2 separate regions of the Homo sapiens genome follow, and region 2 is linked to region 1. A link is an interaction called in ENCODE POLR2A ChIA-PET data of the cell type or tissue named here. Cell type or tissue: PC-9. All regions are shown on one strand. Links, peaks and the distances in the headings refer to the core of each region. The heading gives the core; the rest is flanking DNA.

Region 1 (2,920 bases), core at 90-2,589:
TACTGATAATGGTAGTACCCACTTTGCTGGATTACTTGATATAATAATTAATATATATAAAATGTGTAAAGCAACATCTAGCATATTGTAAGTGCTTAAAAAGTGTTCGCTAAAAATTCTTTACTCAAGAAAGAATAATTTCTTTACTCCAAGAATGAATAACTCTTATTGGTTTTGTCCACTGCAGTATCTCCAATACCTCGATCATGACTGGGACATCAGAGATATTCAATAAATATTATCTGGATGGAGCAAGTCCTCACATCACCACTTCTTCCACCGACAGCCACAATGCGGTAAGGTCTGTGACATTTGCAGCGAGGATTTCTGAGATCATATCAATAAAATATCTCTACCCATTTTACAGAAGAGCAAAGAGAGGCCCAGACAGGCTCTATATACTTATGCAGTTATAGATTTCTCCAGCAAGATAGTTTAGGTGATTTATCTGAGGTCTTATCCTAGTTAGTGGCAGAGTTAAATGAAGACCTATGTCTTTTGACTTCTAGTTTTTCCTTCTGTTTGATTTCACCCTTTAGTAAACCGATGGAATCACCCATTGCCTTTCAAAAAGTGGACCTGGAAAGGAAGGAAACAGGGACAGTAGGTAGGATGGGCAGGCCCTGCTGTTCTTTTGCAAAATCTAGGTAGTTGGGTTAAGAAATCGATTTCATTCATTTCCAGAAATGATGTAAGAAGATTTAGTGCACATGGCCAGTTTGACAGTCCATTTAGTAGGTCACATGCATATATATCAGCATAAAAGATAAATAATATTTTCAAAATATATTTTTCTCGGTTCACAGACTTAGCATATTCATACTCACAGTTAGCTCAGTTCAAAATTATTTCCTTACAGATGAAAACAAATAATTCTACATAAATTGATTATTGTCTACTAGCTTACATTGCATAAATAAGTATATACAACTAAGAATATAAAACTAAAAAGAGAACAATCCAAGGACTTCTTGTAACACTGACTTGAATATTTTTTCTGATTTTGGTGCATAGCACAGCTATTTTAATCCTTTGTCAGCTGCTGGGATTCACTGGCCAGCCCTTCTCATGCTTCTTGACCTGAAATTCCCAAGTCACGACTACAAACCTGCTTGTGCACACAAGGAATGCACAAGCCCCAACTGTGTGTTCAGAGACTGTTTTCTAACACATTCAGAGTCAGAGAAAGGCACACCAACTCCATAAGGCAAGTTAAGAAAACTCTTCAGGGTACTAAGCCACAAGACAGATATTGGAGAAGGATAGCTCTCTCCATCACCTCCTGTAATTTTTCTCAGCTCTTCTAAAAAAGTCTTTTAAGAAGCATACATGCAGGCCGGACACAGTGGCTCACGCCTGTAATCCCAGCACTTTGGGAGGCTGAGGCGGGCAGATCACGAGGTCAGGAGTTCGAGACCAGCCTGACCAACATGGTGAAACCCCATTTCTACTAAAAATACAAAAATTAGCTGGGCGTGGTGGTACACGCCTATAATCCCAGCTACTCAGGAGGCTGAGGCAGGAGCATCGCTTGAACCAGGGAGGTGGAGGTTGCAGTGAGCTGAGATCACGCCACTGCACTCCAGCCTGAGCGACAAAAGCGAAACTTGGTCAAAACACACACACACACACGCGCACACACACACACACACACACACACACACGCAAGTTGCTTTAAAGGTCAATATGCACATGACCACCCCCAACCCCAGCCCCTGCTCAACCTGGTCCCTTCCCTCCCATCATCAGGTTGTTGCAGAGATTATACAGCTGTTTGGGAAAATGTATCATACAGTTTACAAAGATTTGCAAACATGGGATCCTTCCAGACCTGTCAGGACAGGGTAACTTTCCAGTATTTCCAGCAAAACGAGGTGGAAATGATGGGAACCAGACTAGCAAATATTTTGGCCTTTTGCCTTTTTGAAGATACTTAGATGAAGAAAAAGATAGCAACTGCAGGAGATGGATTTAAAGACAAGAGCTGGTTACCTAAATAATTAAGAAAGAAAGATTAGGAAACAATTCAAGGTTCTGTTTTGGAAGAAGAGCCTTAACGGGACCATTCCCCCAGAGATACTCATTTACCACCTGCTTACAACAGACCAATGACACGTTATTTGCTTGAAAGAATTTTCAACTGTTCTTCCTACACCTATAAGCAACCATGAAGTTGATTACAGGCAGAGGTGAAACTTTTAGGTAAAAGGGACCTAACTCTATTCTAAGTCTAATAGGAGTATGAGGCCCCCTTTACCAGCTGCCTACCTGTCCCCACCCCTCTTCACAATACAGTGAGCTTCCTTCTTTGCCCTTTGCAGAGGGAACCTCTGATGAGGGCAAGAGTTGTGCACACTGAAAGGGGCAGGGTTAATGCCTTTCGGCCAAGGGCCCAGGACTTTTCTATGAGTAGGGAAATATTGGCTGGTTGATTAGATCATCTGTTACTCTCCCATTTCCAGAGAAGGGTGAGATGGCCCAGAGCCATGTAGGAACAGCCAGGAGCCCAATAATAGCTACCTGGAGCAGGGACCTGTCATCTGGCAGAGGTACAAACCAATCTTAGTCCATCACTTGGTGTCACCAGTAATGGTACAGATGGCTGACCAATACCAACTCTTATAAATCTCATACAGATGTTAATAACAGGGCTTCATTTGCATCTATTTTTTTTTCAAGCTTTTATATCTATGGCTAGGCCACCGTGAAGGACATACAAATTTATTTGCTTGCTTATTAGTTTTGCAAGGCAGATAACATTTTGGAACGGGGGATTTATACCATCTGTTCAAGGATCTAAAAGCTTTTTGGCAGACTCAAGAAGCTAAAGCCAGTCCTTTTGTCCCTCCAGATTTCCATGGGTGTTGAATTTCCACTGTCAAATAAGTTTGGGAACACTAGGTTAAAAAGATTAGCAGGT
Region 2 (2,920 bases), core at 142-2,641, 700 kb after region 1:
GGCGATTTATGTCGGACTTATAAACAAAGCCCCAGAACATTACTATACCTAATTGATGAATGCTCTCTCCCTTTCCTGAACAAAGATTTTGGCCTCCAGTGTGGTTGTCTGAGAGAAAATTAATGAATTCTTTTCTGTGGTCTCATGTAGAAAGGCTCCCGTTTATAGAAATATTTGACTTTTTCCCCCCCAAAAAAGAAAACTTGAATGCTTTTAAGTTGCCTAGTAATTTAAATTCCCAAAGATGGACTGGAATAGTATTTGGCATTAACATTTACCTAAAAAATTATATTTTCGGCTTACAGCAGAATGATGCCTCAAAACACAAAATAGTAATCAAAATAAAGCACACAGAAAAGTGGAATGTGTTTAATTATTATAACTTTAGGTAGACATCCAAATTAGGGCTCATATTTTATTGTTGTTTTTAATTATTTCTATTTATTATTATTATTTTTTGAGATGGAGTCTCCCTCTGTCATCCAGGCTAGAGTGTAGGGGCCAATCTCTGCTCACTGCAACCTCCATCTCCTGGGATCAAGCGATTCTCCCGCCTCAGCCTCCCAAATAGCTGGGATTACAGGCCGCCGCCACCATGGCCTGCTAATTTTTGTACTTTTAGTAGAGATGGGTTTTGCCATGTTGGCCAGGCTGGTTTTGAACTCCTGACCTCAGGTGATCCGCTTGCCTTGGCCTCCCAAATTGCTGGGATTACAGGCATGAACCACTGCACCCAGCCAGAGCTCATATTTTAGACTCTTTTTCTGTGAACTCTTTTCTTTCGACTTGTTGTTCTTTAAGGTGAGATGACACTTTGTACTAATTCTTAAAATGAACCCTTCCCTCAATTTGAAATATGTGAAAATAGCTGTTTTGTACTATGGACCTGTAAGTGGCGTCTTGTGGTTTAGGGGCTGTTGCAATGTCCACCTCCAGTGGAATGTAGGTCGCTGCATCAGAAGAAGGTAGAGGAGCCAGGCCTGTGACTGCAGAATGTATTCCTTACCTTTTGTTTGAAAATAGTAAATTTCATTTGTGAAACAAAACCTGCCTTTTCTTTTTCATCCTAGCTTCTTTGAAATGAGCAGTAGGCTGATCGGGGGTAGATATTCAAATATACTGAAACATTAAGGTTGCTGTAGATGAGAAAACAGTGGTACTTTGGTTGAGGGCAATCTGCACTAAACACTTTGACTTTAATGATAGCTTTCTGCCCGCTGCCACCCAGGTGTCTTTCTTGTGCTCATTGGTTTGAGGGTGCATTCCTCAAATGAGAGGGGCAATTCAGGTAAAAGTTTTCAATGTTCCTGCCCAAGGCAGCCTGCTAAAGGAAGTTCTCTTGGTGATGACCATCACATGATTGCCACGGGAATGTGTTTACTACACGATCTGTTGATACAGGTAATAAAGAACACACTGATGACTTTTCCCCACGTAATCTCTGAGGTCGGTATTTTAGTAACCTTTGAGATAATAATTTAACTCACGCCCTATAGAAATTATGTATGCAGTAGGCCCTTGGTAGAGACTGACATTTATATAAGGTCAGTGTTGGTTGACCTAGTTTGATCTGGCCCTAGATTTATAAATGAATGAATGATCTCCCCAGAATTAGGAAGACATGACATCAAAAATATGAATTCATCATTACTGTAAAAGTTTAACATGCTGTTAAACTGTAGCATGTTAGTGAGACGAGGCCTCAGTATCTTCTGCTGGTTGGGGAAAAAAAATAAATGTGTATTAAGTCTCAGGAGCCTGCGTGGTCCTCATGCTTGTTAAATCCAGAATGGGTCTCTCCCTTTCTCCAAAGATGGAGTTTGGCCTTGGTGGGATTCTGTGTTGGGAGCTGCAGTCCCAGATGCTTCTGCTAGTTTAATAGAAGAGATCAGGAAGAACAAACTGGCAAGTGAATTGGACAGATACAGACCCAAAAGACTTCAGATAATTGGAAAGAAATTTTGCAACCAGGGCATTTCTGCCATCAAAACAGAGGTATCTTGCAATGATTCTTGTGCTGGCTGTTGTTGAGGTCTTACTTTAGCACTGGGGATGGGAGATAATTCCCGTATAGCCATAATATGGGAAATCACCAGTATCCTTTAAGATGACAAAATTCAAATTCTAATAAAGACAGGATTTGGGACATTTTTTAAAGAGAGGTGCTGGGTGTGGAGAGGGAGGAAGTCTGGTTTCTGATAAGGGCTTCTCCTCATTTTACAAGTCTGCTTGTCATGAGAGAAGTATTATTCCTGGAAATGAAAAACATGGAGGCAGAAAATCCGTTTCTTCAAAAACAGATAGTGGATTTTTGCACTGCCAACCTAGCTGTTGATCTGTCAGTCTTGGTAACTGAAACCCTATGAGGCTGCGTAACATCTCAGATGTTCAGCTTCAAATCTGAGATCACAAACAGGGTCCTAAAACAAAAAGTTTGTTAAATGCCCAGTCAAGAAAATGGGGCTACGGAAAAACTCAAAACAGAAAAATAAGGTTTGTCTTACAAAATGTTCATACTGCATTCTTAGACCTAGTTGCTAATGACAATCAGTTACCTGAATTATAAAAAAAAAGGGGTACTACCCAGTTTCATTAATTGCCTTGTATCCAGGGCTTTGAAAGGAGATTGGATATTTCATGAATTGATTTTTGAAACTGAGTGTGGTCCTGCTATTAACCATGTCTTGGGAGTTCCCACCCTTGAAGGCATCTTCTGAAGCTTAGAATTTTTTCTTTCTTTTTTTTTAAGAGACAGAGTCTTGCTTTGTCACTCAGGCTGGGGTGCAGTGGCATGATACTAGCTCACTGCAACCTTGAACTCCTGGGCTCAAGTGATCCTTCTGCCTCAGCCTCCCAAGTAGCTACGGCTGTAAGTATGTATTACCATGCCTGGCTAATTTAAATTTTTTTTTTTTTCTAG

The links. ChIA-PET counts read pairs that join two places held together with the same protein. Peaks named below come from ENCODE experiments on the same cell type or tissue, not always from the same donor. Only the 100,000 strongest peaks of a DNase experiment are listed, where the experiment ranks them.
Region 2: POLR2A ChIA-PET joins it to region 1 with 8 read pairs; 1 of 35 experiments calls an interaction of 5 or more read pairs at or near these places.

What each region holds. Positions count from the first base shown.
Region 1 is chr3:171,378,395-171,381,314 of GRCh38, forward strand. The region is part of intron 1 of TNIK (TRAF2 and NCK interacting kinase); the gene reads right to left. Among named protein-coding and RNA genes, the nearest start is that of TNIK, 81 kb to the right of the region's middle. In PC-9, for the core only: no CTCF peak of the experiment used is centred there; a DNase peak (open chromatin) is centred at 1,137.
Region 2 is chr3:172,077,541-172,080,460 of GRCh38, forward strand. All of the region lies in intron 1 of FNDC3B (fibronectin type III domain containing 3B), which reads left to right. Among named protein-coding and RNA genes, the nearest start is that of FNDC3B, 39 kb to the left of the region's middle. In PC-9, for the core only: no CTCF peak of the experiment used is centred there; no DNase peak of the experiment used is centred there; H3K27ac peaks cover 145 bases.